Linked DNA regions of Mus musculus: region 2 is linked to region 1. The links are chromatin loops, found by intact Hi-C in ENCODE. Cell type or tissue: gastrocnemius. All regions are shown on one strand.

Region 1 (8,000 bases):
TATAATAGTTACCTTGGTTATAATGTTCCTTCACAGCAATAGAATAGTGGCTAAGACACTTGTGCACACACATAAGAAGTGGAGACATGAGGTTGTAATTTGTGCAGAAAGTGATCAGAAGAGATGTCTCTGATTCTGTAGTTTTTAAGTGGGCAGAGTCATAAGGGAAATGAAGTAAGCCAAACAGTTACTTGTGAAGATTCTGTCCCAGGGCAGCCATGGGAAGGAAATGCAAGGACCAACTGCAAAGTAAGAGTGTATGGAAGTGTTAGAGGCAGTGAACAAGACCTAGGAAGTATAGCAGAGTTTGGGGAGGAAGAAGAACTAGAGGGGAGGCTCAGGAAGAGCTGGAGGCAGGTCTTGTTGGTACTCAAGCCAGTGGAAAGGACAATGTTTCATGTGAGAGAGAAACCCAGCAGGGATTTCATCAAGTTGATCAGGCTCTCTCTAAAAACTCTGTAGAGTTGTGAGTGAATAGATGTGAGAATAAGAATGGGGAGCTGTTCAAGGTCAATGCAACACCTGCAGCAGGAGATGATGGTGGCTGAGGTGGTGGTGCTGGGATTGTGCATGCCACTCAAGAGCTCTGCATTTTACAGAAGAAGGACGAGGAGGAGGAGGAAGAGGAAGAGGAGGAGGAGGATTCTAGAATTCTGGATATACTTGCAAGCCAAGCCTTTGTTTTGATGTTCCCTAATTTTATTGATATACATTGTCCCTTCTCCTCTCCCTCCCTTCCCCTCCCCATCCTGCTCTCTCCCCCTCCCTCCCCCTCTCTTCTCTCTCCTCTCCCTCTCTCCCTTCTTCCCTTGTCTCCCTACAGTGCAGGATGTAATTCCCAACTACTGCTTCAGCATCTGCCTTTATGTTGCCATGTTTCCTGCCATTGTTTGACAAGTACAAATTGCACTTATGTGGCATATAACATTACAGTTTGGCTGAGTCATCTTGCCAGCCTGATAGAACAATTTTTGATGTTTTCTATAGTAGATAAATTAATTTATATTTGCATCATTTAAAAACAAGGATTTCATGTCTTCTTTACCTTTGCCAGTATTTACCCCAGTCCTCTGCAAGAGTAACAATTGCTCTCTTCAATTCAGAGCCTTTGCTCTACTGACTTTACTTTTCTCATTTTATGAAACAGATGTTTTCAATGTAGGGTTAAGCTTCATAGTGCTGTGGTGGGCAGTGATTATAGGAATTCCAGTTATGATAGATCATTCAAGGAATGGAGAGGTGATAGATTTTAGACATCTTTAGAATGCCCTATGGGAGAAGACAGGCTATATTGCAAAGATACAACCAACCATTTAGAATAAAGGTTTTGCACAAAACTGAGAAAATGTTACTTACAGGTAGCAGCCGAAACCGCTAGGATAAGTTAAGAATTGTCTTTCCTCATTCCTATACCATGCATGTGAGCAACATGTATCATGATAAGGGGGAATCATAAGACCAGAACAAGAAAGAAAAGATAAAGAATAATTGTTCTAGAATATTATGTTAAGGAAAAGCAGGAAAAAGGAATGCATTTCCTGAAGGTATATTTTTTAATGATATACGTACACGTACACATACACATACATACACACACACACACATATATATGTATATATATGTATATATATACATATATGTGTTAATTAGAAAAAAGAAAACAAGTTAGTCACAAGGGCATAAATCCCTCACACTGTGCTGCCTGAGGCTTGGGTTTTTCATTGTTACAGAGCCACCGAATCACCCAAATACATCTAAGGTATTTGGTGGCCAGTGTTTCTGTATGGAACGTGAACTTGCTTTATTCAGCTGTGTGGTGTGTGGACTCCTTGAGGAAACTGTGCACATAGTAAGTTTCATGAAAAACATTTCTGTGCTTTAGAGTGTGTCTCTGCATGTTTTGTCCATTAGTGCCTGCTCTGTCAACCCCAGGTGCCTAGGATCAGCAGAACTAAGCTCCTCGTCTAGCTTCCATTATCTAGTGACATCTTTAAGTTCAGATGATCGCTCTGCTCTCAGCAGTGGAATGACCATGTATACTTCTGACCCCACTCTGTGTGAAAGACAGTGGGGCACTATGATTCTGGAAGGGAAGTCGGGACAGCCAGAGGAGTGGGGTATCTAGAAACCCTTCAGTATAAGGAAGAGCTGAGAGCATAATATGTGTTCCATATGAGAGTAGATTACCTGGGAAGGATGTGAAAACATCTTCAAAAAATTGACTTCATTCTAATGCACATTGAGGCTGTGTTAAAGAGATCGATTCGAGGGCACCATTCATAAAAACAAACCAACCAACTAAACAAACAAACAAAACCCCCAAACCCCTGACAGTGTTTGCCACCCAACAGTGAAATGAGCTGCCTTGGGAAGAGTTCCCATTCTTGGAATTACAAATAAGTTGGGTTCAAGGAGCAGACCTGAGATTTAACTGCATCTTCCTGGATCTCATCTTAATTTGCAGATGCTCTTGGGGAGATGAGAGCCAAGACAGGAGCCCAGCCCTGTCGGCTCCACATACCTTCGATTGACAGTGAAAACATTAATCAGTGAATACACTCTTACGCATAAAACCATGCTGCCTGGGCTCTCAACTTCATTTTCATTACCCTCTCCTCAAATTTGTCTGATACTATAGCTCTACCATAGGGAACAAAATTGCATAGGCTTTTTCTAAATGACTATTAAACCTGAGGTTCCTTTTCCATCAAGACGCACATTGTCAGCTTGACCTGAGATAATCCTAACTCTTCTGAGAGATTTACAGGAAGGCAAATACCTCTCATTCCTCAGGCTTCCGGGACCATGTGATGACCAACTTCAACCAGCTACCAAGAGGCCCCTATCCCCAAAGCGTGCCTTCTTCCTGGTGTGGCCCCAGGTCAAGGCCAATCCATTTTGCAGTGAGGGTAGGAATGTGAGGCTTGTCTCTCCAAGAAGATCCAGATGTTATGTTGATCTTTCATGACTGCTTTTGCTAAACGACATATGGTGGAGTCCTTGAGAGTTGAGTAAAGTTTTGTTAGGAAAGCTAATCACCGATGGCCAGGCCCCCTGTAGGACAAGGGAAATGTAGATGAAAATATAGAAGAATGAGCCATCACAGGAACTGGGGAAGAGAAGGCAGTTTTTAAGCCAGAGAACCTAATAGTCCATGTAGCTTGACCTCTTCATTTTATAGATGAGGCTTCATTCTATAGATGGCTTCCATGAAGTCACTGACAAGATCCCTGTTGGGGATGGATGGAGGATAGTCAACAGGGTACTTTTTTGTTTGTACTTTGTTTGTTTGTTTGTTTGTTTGTTTGTTTGTTTTTGAGACAGGGATTCTCTGTATAACCCCGGCTGGAACTCTGGAACCCTGGAACTCACTCTGTAGACCATGCTGACCTCAAACTCAGAAATCCACCTGCCTCTGCCTCCCATGTACTGGGATTAAAGGCGTGCACCACCACGCCTGGCTTAACAGAATACTTTCATGATGCAGCAAGTTATCCCTCTCTCGATTTATGCCTGCAGATCTTTGTTTAGCTTTGTAGATCTTGTTCATCTAGTCTTGGTCTTGAAAACTGTACCACTTAAGCTTGAAGAAATTCACTACACTCAAATGCCCACAGACATTGATCTATTCTAAATTCTCTGCTTCCCATGCAATATCACATGTCAAAATTTTACAACCCAAGGTGATAATATTAGAAAGTGATGGGGCATTGAGATCCAATTAGGATGGAGCCTTTGTGAGCAGGATTAGTGCCTGTGTCCATATATGATGCTGTAAAATGTATTACAGACCAGACTATCTATAAGTAATAGAAATTTATTTCTCCCAATTCTGGAAGCTAGAATGTCCACAATCAAGCTGATGTGGAGTATGGTGAAAACCGATCTTGACTTTTAAGATGGTCCCTTGCTCCATCCTCTTGAAAGGATGGATACTACGTCTTCACATGGCAGAAAGGACGAAAGTGGGCTAAGTGCCCACTGGAGCTTCATTCTAGAGGGTCAGAATCCCCTTTATAAGGAAGGAGCACTGCTGACCGAGTGACTTCCCAAAGGCCATACCTGGTAATATTCCTGTATCAGAAACCAAATACCAACATGAAACACAAAGAGTTGAACCACAGCAAGTGCTCTTCTTTTAGCAAGTGCCAGACCACTTCTTTACCACTCCCGTGAGTGGGGAAAAGGCCAGAAGCCTTCATATTTGAAGAACTAGGCCACTGACAAGCACTGAATCTTCAACACCTTGACCTTAGGCTTCCCATTTTCCTAAACTTTAAGAGACAGTTGCTACGGTTTATCAGTCCCCAAGTTTGTGGCACTTTGTTCTAAGTTCAGGTAGATATTCCATCCATGAAAGGTGCTGAATTTCCTACGGGGGGGGGGTGGGGGGTGGGGGGTGTCATACCTTAAATAGGACAAAGAAGAACCCCTGTCTATAAGCAATCAAAGGGAAGTCCGCCATCTAGTGACAGTAACTGTGGGTAACTATCCCACTGGGTAAACAGACTCTCGAGAATTCAAATCAACAGTGAGGGATAGTGTTTAAGTACAGCACAGAAGCAATTTTTTTTTTTTTGAGACAAGATTTCACTATTTAGACCAGGCTGGTCTAGAACTCAGAGATTCCCTGCCTTTGCTTCCCAAATGCTGGTATTAAAGATGTGTGCCAATATACCAGGCCAAGCCCAGAAGTTTGAATCATCAAAAAGGAAAGTAGAATTTAGTAATTAATTAAGTAACATTACTACTCTTTAATTTTTCTTTCCACTGGGTCTAACCTTTCCTGTTATGGAGAGAAAGAGATGCAGTCCCTCCCTACTTTTCAGTATAAATAATTGGAGCAATTTTTATACCATGCACTGGTTAAATTCCTGACCATTACTACAGGGTCACCTGCCTTCTCACTTCTTCATTTAACAATGATAGAAAACTCCATTTATTCTAGGCACAAAGATGGTTAACGCTTAGTCTCTGGAGTCTCTGGCACATATATCTTAGCAGGGGAAGTGGAGAAAAATAAAACAAAACACAAACCAACAAAACCACAATTACAACCAGATACTGATCATGATGAGGAGAGCGACAGGTAGTATTGGGGCAGCACACACATACACAGTCCATCTGGGGAAATGCATCTGAGATCAGAGAAGGTGAGCTGGGGGAAGAGTCTGGAATGAGGAGCATTTCAGCAAAGGACGAGCAAAATCAGGCGTGCCAGGTTTCATCAAGGGGAATGAGCCAAGGACCAGTATGAGAATGTGGGAAAACTGCAGTTTGACAGTCATAGGATTAAGTCACCAGGGCACACCAAGAAGGAGGCTGAACCTCATCAACCAAAGTAAAAAACTTCAGGTTTCATATTGTGGCCAAGTCTATTGGCAGTAAAGGCTAAAAACTCTGTCCCAAGACAGAGCCTGTTCTCCAGAATTCCAAATTTGAATGCTGTAAGTCAGCCAAACTCCAGTTCATCAAGGTCCCTGCCACACCTGCTTGCCCATGCCCTCACATGGAATGTCTGTCTGTCTGTCCCTGCCAGGTGCAGTCCTTGCTCCCTTGAGTGTAAAGTCAGTTTTCCACGAGGAAAGGAGAAGGGCATGATCAGACTCTTGCCTTACACCGGTTCTCTCAGGGAGATTTGGAAAGGTCCCCTGGGGGCAGAGAAATCCCTTAGAATGGCACTGCAAAGGTCCAGACAAAAGCTATTAAACACCTATAGCTGTGTCCTGGAGGCATAGTGCCACAGAGGAATGGCAACAACTGTGGAGCTTTTGATTATCACTCCCTCCATCATTCTTCGAAGGCATAAAGAGGCTCAATAATCTCAATGAAGTGTTGACCTGGACTTCTGACTCCAGGATACGAGACTGTACATTTCATCCATCACAGCCCAGGAGCCATTAATGTGGTGTGATGAAATGTGACTCAGCTGAAGTTTAGTACAGACTTTGGGATCCACATGCCTGAGGAAAACAGACCTGAGGGAAAAACCACTGAAGAGGACACTGATCCTGTGTGCTTGTAGCTTGTTGATTTCAAGAAGGGCCTGAGCCTATCTGGGCTGCAATAACAGTATACAGTACACTGGGTGGCTCATAAAACAAAAAAACAACAAAAGAAATGCCTATTCCTCACAGATCTGGAGAAGTCTCTGGCAAGATTCAATCTCTTATAAGGACATGTTACCACTGTGCCCACATGGTAAGAAGGCATGATTAGTCCATTTGTGTTTCTTTAATAATGGCACATATCCTATTTAGGAGGCCTCTACCATGATCTAGTCACCTCATAAAAGCCTACGCTCTAATATCATCACATACAGAATTAAAATGTCAACATATGGATTGGGGGGTGGGGCACAAACATTCAAACCACAGAATCTGGCAAAAAAAAAAAATCTTTTCATTTTCCCCTCAGAAAATAAAGAGAAAAAAATCTAAATGTGTTTATATAGTAAAACGTAAACACTAAGGCAGGGTTTGGTTGCGTGATTTGCTTACATAATCAATGTTTTAGAACAGAGTCGTCAGAGGATCCTTCCTAGAAGGACACTAGCGGCCTAGACTGAGACCTTCCATCTCTCCACAAACACTAAGGAAAATTTAGAAACAACCTTGTGCCCTGAGTAGCACCTCCAGAAACTGAACTGCTTCCCCTAAGACATAAAGTGCAGTTCACCAGCAGACAGCATGGACATTGTCAGAAACAAACAAGGAATGATCTAAGTATTGCACAAAGGAACACGCAAAGGGAATGAAGCATAGGAGGAATTTTTTTATTAAAAAAAAAAAGTCTAGAAAGCATAACTGATAACATGACTTCTGTTCTTTATCTCTCACATAGGTGACCACATCTCACTCCATTGGTGAGAGCTTGACTTCACAATCTGATGCACTTGGCTAATTATCACAAAGGAGAAGAGGAAAGGTCAGGAAATACGATTCCTTGCTGACTTAACTGCCCTTAATTTCTTTTTTAAAAGGTTTCTTTCAATATATCACTTGGGAACTTGAAATGCTGGATTCTCTGGCCCCTCCTTACATTGCTTGAATTAGAAGTTCAGAGGTTTAGGTCTAGTGGTCACCTTCCACAAGCAAGATTCTGATGCACTAAGGACTTGAAGCCATTGCCCTTAAAGATAGCAGCACACAACTAATGTTGTATTGAATTCATCAATGAATTTCTGCTGAGTTGTGTATTTCATCCAAGTGGGGAAAGTTCTACAAACTCCTACAAAGCCCAAGATGTTATTGGTCAGGGTGGAAACGGGCAAACAGCCCCCTGGGAGGTTAGGATTCAAGTCTCACATTAATTTTGAAATCTTTATTTCTTGCTCTGACTTTGGCTGTGATGATGGCTCCATTAGGAAACCTCTCCTCTCCATCCTAGGTTTGTGTCACATGTTCTAGCTCATCACTCCACTGCTTGTCATTGTTTGGGCTTGTTTTCCCAATTCTGAGCCAGAGAGAGGAGAGACGTTTGCCTTTTTGTTTGTCCTTGAGTTCCCAGAATCTGGTAGTTAGAAATTCAGCAAATCTGTAATTGACCGAACACTTAGCTCACCTTTGCTGGGAAAGAGCCATTATGGCCTGAGGTGGTTGCTCTTCTGGTTGCCCTGAGCCTTATTCTATCTCCTTCTTTCCAACTGTAGCTGCTGGGCCATTATAAATGCTGGATATTCAGGCTACGGTGAACTCTGAAGTGGTCTTCAGCATCACACCATATCACAGTCAACACCACATCCATTGATACTTCACAGTCTGCTACCCCGTGCTTCTACCCCAGAATTCAATACCCACCATATGGGGGTGGTCCATCATGTTCTAGTGTACCCTCGCTATACAAGAGGCCACAGTGAATGACTTTCACTGACTGATTTATTCATCATTCCAACATCAGCTATGTAAGGCTATTATAGAGATGAAGGAAAACCAAGCCAAAAAGCAGTGACTTGCCTGAGTTATAGAGCTAGTGGGTAGCTGGGGTTCAGCTTGGATCTA
Region 2 (8,000 bases), 290 kb after region 1:
ACAAGGGGGGCAGAACAGGGTATATATTCAAACACATGAGTCTATGGAGCCATTCTCATTCAAACTACCACACAGAATAATTTTGTTATTTACAATTTTCTTTTTTCAAAGTATAATTAATATACATGCATATATCTAGAAAATATGTCAAAGTAGTCTCTAGCTCCATATCTGTCCTTCTCTGATATTGAATACATATGCTTTGTCTAGATCACACAAAAAAAGGAGTCAGGATTATGGTATGACTAGAAACCAGATTGGCTGAGAAATTGAGGTAGGAATAGCTTAAGGAGAAGGAGACTTGGTGAACTGACTTTCATGGCTGTGCTCCCAAAGGGCTTGTGTCCATGTTCAAAAGAAAAAGAAATGTGCTTTATTTCTGGTAACTGTGGTTAAGATCAGCAAGTAGAGGTTCAAGACAAGGAGATCTCATTTACAGACAGAACTTCCTAGCAGTCAGAACTACCCTACTATAGAAAAATGGAAAAGGCTATGTCAAGGGAGTTCCAGACTAGGATGCTATGGTAGTTTGAATGAGAGTGTGACCCAAGAGTATTTGCTTAAGGACTGAAGCTAAAGTTAAAATCAAAAGAGTCTAATTCTATAGGTCAATGCTTCAGAATTCCAGAGCAGTTTTCACTCACACAGACTAATATAGACTCTACTGGATGTAATATAATTACTGGCGTAGGTCTCCCTTCTCGCTAGGGTTGTTGGCCACAGCCCATGAGAGGAAAGGAAGGAGAGTTGACTAACAGGCCCTGTGCGTGCAAACAGTAATAACGACACACTAGGACCAGCTTCAGGAAGACAGATGAACTTTACGTGGAGTGATTCGAGGGTTATATAGTTTGGGGTTAAGAGCATAGGAGTATCCAGGGTGGGTAAAGGTCATTGGCTGAAGGCTAAGGCACTGAGCTGCCTCACTGGCACTGGGGAAGGCACTTCAAGAATCTCAGGTGCTTGCTCTTCAGCTTCTTACCCAGAGAAGGAAACTGAACCTGTAATGTTCTGCAGGCAGATAGAGGTGTGTGGGGGCAGCGGGCAGTGTAGGATGGGGTGGGGGTGTTTAACTTCCCTAATAACGTCAGAGAAGGAGAAGCCCTGGTGACAAAGGGAGTCTGCCATTTTGCACAGAGTGGCAATGGTAGACTTCTACCTTAGCAGGGCAACAGACTGGGACATGACAGGCACTCAATAGAGCCTAGTTCTCTTCTACCCATCTTTAATCTAACTTTAACCTAAACACACCAGTGAGCTAGCACTCACCTTCCAGTGTTGGGCCCTGTGGTACCCTCACCCTCAGCTGGTTACAGTGGGGTAATAACTGTTCTCATGATGAAGTTCTTAGGGGTTCTTAGGAACAAAACATTTTCTTCAAAGGCTCCTCCTACATCTTATTTAACAGAGTTGGGCCAGAGTCTCATCCCTAAGCTTACCAATGGTAAAAGATCAAGCAATTGAATAAAGGAAGAAAAAGGAAAAGGGAAACTGGGGTAAAAAGGAAAAAGGACAAAAAAATGTAATGAATACTGCATAGGTGATAGCTGTGTCCCCTAGACCCATAGTTTTCTATAAACAAACCAAGGCTGAGAAGGGTTTAATTAATATGCCAGAGTCAAGGGTAGGAGTATGGCCATCACAGGAAGTGTGGCTAGCATAGGAAAAGTGGGTCACAGTTGGAGAATGAGGGGCAAGTGAGAGCAGGGTTAAGGACAAGGGTTCTAGCCTGTGTGGCGCTTTGAAGTCATTTTCAACAGGACTGACTACATTAACTTCCTAAAATTCTAGTTCCCAGAAATTAGGAAACTGTGAATATTAAAAATGTTTGTTTGTTTTGTTTTGAATTCTCCAGATGTTTTAATGCAGCACCAAGAGCAGAATCGCTGGTTTAGGAAGACAACAGTTGACAAGTGGAGATTCAATGCTGAAAGCACAGCGCTGTCAGGGAGACATGGTACCTGCCTCTTCTGTTTCCTCCCAAGTGACTGCTACTTCTTGAGGATAGCCAGGTTTTAGTTACTCATGTGACCCAGCACCTGACACCTGATCAGGCAGTTAATGATGGAATGAATGGGTCATTAATGATATACTCACAGAACACCATTTTTATACCACTCCTACAATGCAATCATGCTCCCATTTTACAGATGAGCAAATCAAAACCCTGATATTCTTTATGATCAACGAAAGAAATTGGGAGGCTAAGAAGTCAAACTAGAATTTAGAGAACAGTAGCCACCAAGAATAGGGTCCTGTGGCGGATTGCTTTTCTCCCTTTTCTCCAGGACCCCTTCTCTTTGTACCCCCAAAGCCTCAGATGTTACTGAGTCTGCCTTCCTGGCCTCTTTCATCCTCCTTGGAACCCTAGCCTGCTGGAAAAGAGGAAGAAAGGACTGGAGGTACTAACTAAGGCATATCTGGGGGTCAGGACCAGCCTGTGTCTGAGAATCTGCTGGAGTGGGAACTGACCACAGCCATCCGTACTGGGAGGCCCGGGAGCTGAACACAGCACCTCATTCATGGTGTGACCTTGAGTAAGCAACTCCTTACTTCTCGACTCCAGTGTCATCACGAAGGGTGTGTAGCAGAACATTTGGGTCACATACTCCAGTTCTGAGGTTCAGGTAGATACAGGGGGCTAAATGGGAACTAGTGAGCAGACCAGCATGTGCCTTGTTGAATAATGGTGTGAATTAAATGAGTTCTAGAAGCTGTTGCCATAAGGGCTGGTGGACTTGGCATTGTGAGGATTTTGGGGTTATTTTTTTAAGGATTGTTATTAAATCTATATTTTTTTAATGTGTGATCTTGTGGTTAATCTATCTGCCCAGTAATAACAATAGTAATCAACATGTGTGTGACAAAATAAATAACAACAAAAGCGTACGAAACCAGATTGAGCTTGGTCTCATTTGTGAGACCCCTGTACTAAACTGTCTAAAAGGCCCTTGCAGGACACAGGCCTTTAGCATTTCGGCAATAGCTGGAACTTTTATCCAGGAAGTAAAATCGAAATGGCACCATCCTTATACTCCTAGTACTTTGGTATGCACTTAATTCTGTGATCGCGGGAGAAACATCACCTTCCCAAAAGATCTGTCTGGTTTTAAACGCTAGGCTGACCCCTTCCTAGAGAAACAGTGACCTCTGGTGGAAAATGGCAGCAGAGCAACGCCGCTGTGCTGAGATAATTTAATGCTTAGGCAAACTGACTGTTTTCACTTGAAATAGATTTAATGAAGAATAATAAATAAAACCTAGACACATATGTACAGATGGTTTGATGTATGTTAGGCAAGAGTCAGGCTTTCATGTATACATTTGGGAGTAATTACTCTTAATCTAAAAAAAGAAGTTGAGGATTAGCGAAAGAACGAAAGCATTTGCTAGATTGACTGACAGCAATCTGGAATGGGCAGGCATGGAGAGAAAGCTAGGACTCGGGCAGTGTTCTGAGAATCAGAGACTTGAGTAATTTACTGAAGGTCTCAGTGATTGTTCCCATGCATGCTTTGATGAGTCCCCAACGACTCTCCAAGGCATGGACTATTAATTATCTCCATTTGACGAATAAGGAGCATGCAGAATAGGGACTCTGAGTGACAGAGTCCTTGGCCGTTAAAGGACTTCTGGCTGACTGTGCTGTCTTTTGCACAGTGTTGTGTAAGGTCTTCAGTCGTGTAACTAGAAATGGTGCCGCTGGGTTGCTCCCATGCACTCCAAGCCCTAACCCTGCAAATTACATGCATCTTGAACACCAGTGACTTTCACAGTGGTCATGAAAATCTTGAGTCACATCACAAAACAATGGGTCATCCTTCTTTATTTTTGAGGTCATAAGATAATTACATCTCTCCCTTCCTTTTCCTCCCTTCAAACTCTGCTGTGACCCCTCTGCTCTCCTTCAAACCCATGGCCTCCTTTCCTCTCACTAATTGTTATCACATGCATATATATGTAGACATATATACCTAAATGTAGCCTGTTCAGGCCATATAATGTTACTTGCATGTATGATTTCAGGGCTGACAATCTGGTACAGGAGAGTCAGTTGGTGTGCTCTTCCCTGGGGAAGATCATCTCCCTCTGAAATAGATCATTCTGGAGAAGCTGAAGATCCCATGGATTGGGTGAGAACTATTGTGCAGATTCGTGAGCTCGGCATTTTAATATGAGGTGTAGGATGGTAAATGAAAGTTCAGAAACCACGTCAGGAAGGATTTACTAAGACAGAACTGGGACCCATTACCAGGAGGGGAAAACTCAAGGAACATGCATTCAGTCCTTCCCTTGTGTGTTCATTGATGTTTACAGTGTTTGCTTATGTGCAGCCCTGTGTCAGGATTCCAGTGTTTACGTGTGTGGGGGCTTGTGTCCGGTGTGGAGGAGACAGCGATGCAGACATTACATGTGGTCTCATTAAACCTCATATAGAGAGGGTCAGAGAATAGCAGAAGTGTCTCATGGAGAATTATCTGTTCTCAGCAGGTTCATACAGAAGGACAGAACTCAAATGGACTGGAAGGGGTTGGCTGAACCGTGTGTGACACTGCGCTAGCACTGTCTGCTTAGAGACTAAAAGTCAGTGGGAAGCTTTCAGTGAGACTGAAAGTGGTGTTGGGTTGTGGTGGGACTTAACCCTCTTTCTACCCTTTGGGCCCAGAGTTCACTAGAAAGACTAACAATTGATATCGCCTCTCAGTTTTAGATAAGGACAGACAAAATTACAGCCATTGGTCTTTTGTTTTCTTTCTTGATCTTTTCTTTGTCTCTCAGTGATATTGTGGCCTTTTTTTTCCTTTTTTTTTTTTAATTTTCTTTTCTTTCTTTCTTTTTTTTTTTTTTTCTTCTTTTCTTTTTTTGAGACAGGGTTTCTCTGTGTAGCCCTGGCTGTCCTGGAACTCACTCTGTAGACCAGACTGGCCTTGAACTCAGAAATCCGCCTGCCTCTGCCTCCCAAGTGCTGGGATTAAAGGCGTGTGCCACCACGCCCGGCCTTTGTGGCCTTTTCTCTTCTGGTCACACAAGGTTCCTACAAACTTCGTCTTTTAACCATAAACTGTAAAGGACTGACATCAGAAATCTTGGGGGCAGGACACGAGCATTTTCTTTCCTATCACGTGTGGTGCTAGGGGTTGAGCCAGGGGCCTCATACGTGATGGGCGAGCATCCTGCCACTGACATGCATCCCCCCAGAATTTTTGTTCTTTACTTAAAAAAAAATTTGAACAGGGTGTTGCCAACTTGTCCAGACTGACCTTACACTCACCCTGTAAACCAAACAGCTTGAATGCACATGAAGCCCTGATAGGCATTGAACTTCTGATCCTTCTGATTCACTCAGGAGCTGGAACTACAGTCCTGCACTACCAGGCCTTGCTGGATCTTTCAAAGGTCCATCGTGAGACTTTCATTTCCATTGTAGATAACTGAAAAGCACAAAATAAGCTATAACAGCGTAGAAGGGCATCACCCAAATGACCATCACTGACATTATTTCCTACATTTGATTCCTCTGATTATAATTTATTTTATTTTTAAATACATATGATCAAGCCAAACCCTGCTATTTCATTTATGATTACTCAAAAGACATAGTTATATCAAGATCTTTATTACAACCATATTTAATCATATAGCTATTATATTATACTGAATAAATGCATCATACTTTATCTTTTCTCATATCTTGGACATTTCCAATATTTTGGTAGTATAAACAATGCTCAAATCTAAAACTTTCTATAAATATTTCAAATGTAAACAAATGTTGTGCACAAAGATGTTGGTTGTGACCTTTAATTTTCTACCTATCCCCTACCCCCAACATGCTCATGTCCTCTTGATCTTTATTGCACAATCCCAAGTCTCATGACGTGGCCTGAGCCATTCACTCTCTGGAATACTCATGAACTCCACTCATCTTTCTTAAAAGACGATCTTAAAAGCAAGCTCCATTGTTCTTTGCTTAGGACTGCTCCCTTCTCTGCTCTCTAAGACTTCTCGTCCTGGTCTCACCACCATTCTCTCTAATTGCTCTGTTAGATTGAGCAAAGCAAACATTTGGTTAATCATTTGGAAAATTGGTCATCACACTGCTGGCTGACTGGTATAATGGAGGTGGTCTAGTGTCAGAGCTAAAATCATTACTGAAGATAACACAGTTACTCATGCGTGTGTGTACAACCCGTCTACACGCTACCCTGTAAAGTCATTCTTTTTTTCTGTTTTTCTTTTTTTTTCTTTTTTTTTTTCTGGATGAATGTTCTTTGTTCTTGTAGGTTATAGCAAAGAAAGAACCCAGAGTCTAGGGCCCATTCTAATTCCACTCCCATATTCTACTAGATTTGGAGCAAAACTCTATGCTGGGCATCAAGTTGAGCTCTGAAAGTATACAACCAACCTAACAAGAAAGAGAGAGAGAGAGAGAGAGAGAGAGAGAGAGAGAGAGAGAGAGAGAGAGAGAGAGAGATTTGTATACAGAAGGCAAGCACACTAACAGAAAAGTGAAACAACCTGTATATGCATATGCCTATATGGCTACATAGGGTATTGGTTTAGGGAAATAAGGAATTAAACAAGACAAATGGTCCATATTGAAGAGACAGAAGAAACTGAGTGGAAGGGGAAGGGCAGAATTGAAATATGGAGGAGTATTTGAAGGTCAACAGATTGTCCCTGGGTGGAGCAGAGAGGAATGTATCAACCAGATAGCACAGAAAGGGACCTCCTTCAGGCATCAGAGTCATGCCATTGGGTGATATGAAGGTCAAAGTAAATAAGTCAAAAAATATGTGAAAACATGTAAAAAAAAAAGTTTAGGGTTATGGCCAAACTCACCTGCACCCAGCTAAAGGCAACTGCGCTACATCACAGCCCAGAATCACCAGTGCTTGTCTAAGGTCTCCCTGTAGCATGGACATTTGAAGTCCAGGAAACTACATCTTGCAAAATTTATATTCCCAGCATGCATTCATTTCCTAGAACTGCCATGACAAAATACCACAAGTTGTCCAATTAAGCAACAGGAATTTATTTTCCCACCGTCCTGGAGGCTAGAAGATGTAGATTAAAGGGTTAGCAGGGTGACTTCTTCTGACGCTTCTCTTCTCCTGTGCAAGAAGTCCTGCCTTCCATGCCATAGTCTAGAATGACACCGTATTTCTGGACTAAGGCCCACCTGACTCATTTCTTGCTACCTGTATTACCTTTTTAAAAGCCTTATTGGTGAATCCAGTCGCATTATGAGGTACCAGGGGATCAGGACTTCCCCATAGGGATTTCAGACGTATATTTCAACCTCTAACAATGAATTTCTGGATGACAGCCACACATTATTTCTATGATGTGTCACCTGACATAGAGGAGTCACTCAGTAAATAACCATTGAATCAGCCGTCGAGTCTCCAGATACTGTTAGGTATCCCTGTGTCTCCAAACACTCCCATCACCTGGGGAGCCTTCCCTCCCCCTCAGCACTTTGTCTCAGGGCCTTGTGTCCATGGGCAGAATCCTAAGCTTGCCCATCCTTTGTTCTTAACTGATAAGGAGAACCTCTACTCATCTGCCACAACGTGACTTAACTATCAGATTGTCAGAGAAGAAATGAGCATAGTTATGCAAAGTTACCTCACCTCAGTTTAAGCCCAGGCATTCACATTAGAGTAGAAAGTTGCTCCGTCCAGTAGATCCAACGGGGCTCATACCATATTTTGTCCACAGTCAAATTCCTTCCCTTTGTAATTTGTTTGTTTGGTTTTGGTTTTTTTTGTTGTTGTTGTTGTTGTTGTTGTTGGTGGTGGTGGTGGTGGTGGTGGTGGTGGTGGTGGTTTTGGTTTTTGTTTTGTTTTTTGAGACAGGGTTTCTCTGTATAGCCCTGGCTGTCCTGGAACTCACTTTGTAGACCAGGCTGGCCTCGAACTCAGAAATCCACCTGCCTCTGCCTCCCAAGTGCTGGGATTAAAGGCGTGCGTCACCACTGCCCACCCCCTTTGTAA

The links. Peaks named below come from ENCODE experiments on the same cell type or tissue, not always from the same donor. Only the 100,000 strongest peaks of a DNase experiment are listed, where the experiment ranks them.
Region 2: a loop joins it to region 1, with 4 times the contacts of the local background. A loop is called at or near these places in 3 of 42 quality-filtered maps.

Annotation. Positions count from the first base shown.
Region 1 is chr4:95,290,787-95,298,786 of GRCm38, reverse strand. No RefSeq gene overlaps it. Among named protein-coding and RNA genes, the nearest start is that of Gm32240, 87 kb to the right of the region's middle. In gastrocnemius, a CTCF peak has its summit at 4,474 (motif pointing left); no DNase peak of the experiment used is centred here; H3K27ac peaks cover 439 bases.
Region 2 is chr4:95,003,497-95,011,496 of GRCm38, reverse strand. All of the region lies in intron 2 of Gm12694 (a long non-coding RNA gene), which reads right to left. Among named protein-coding and RNA genes, the nearest start is that of Gm12694, 28 kb to the right of the region's middle. In gastrocnemius, a CTCF peak has its summit at 3,166 (motif pointing left); a DNase peak (open chromatin) is centred at 3,151; H3K4me3 peaks cover 517 bases; H3K27ac peaks cover 438 bases.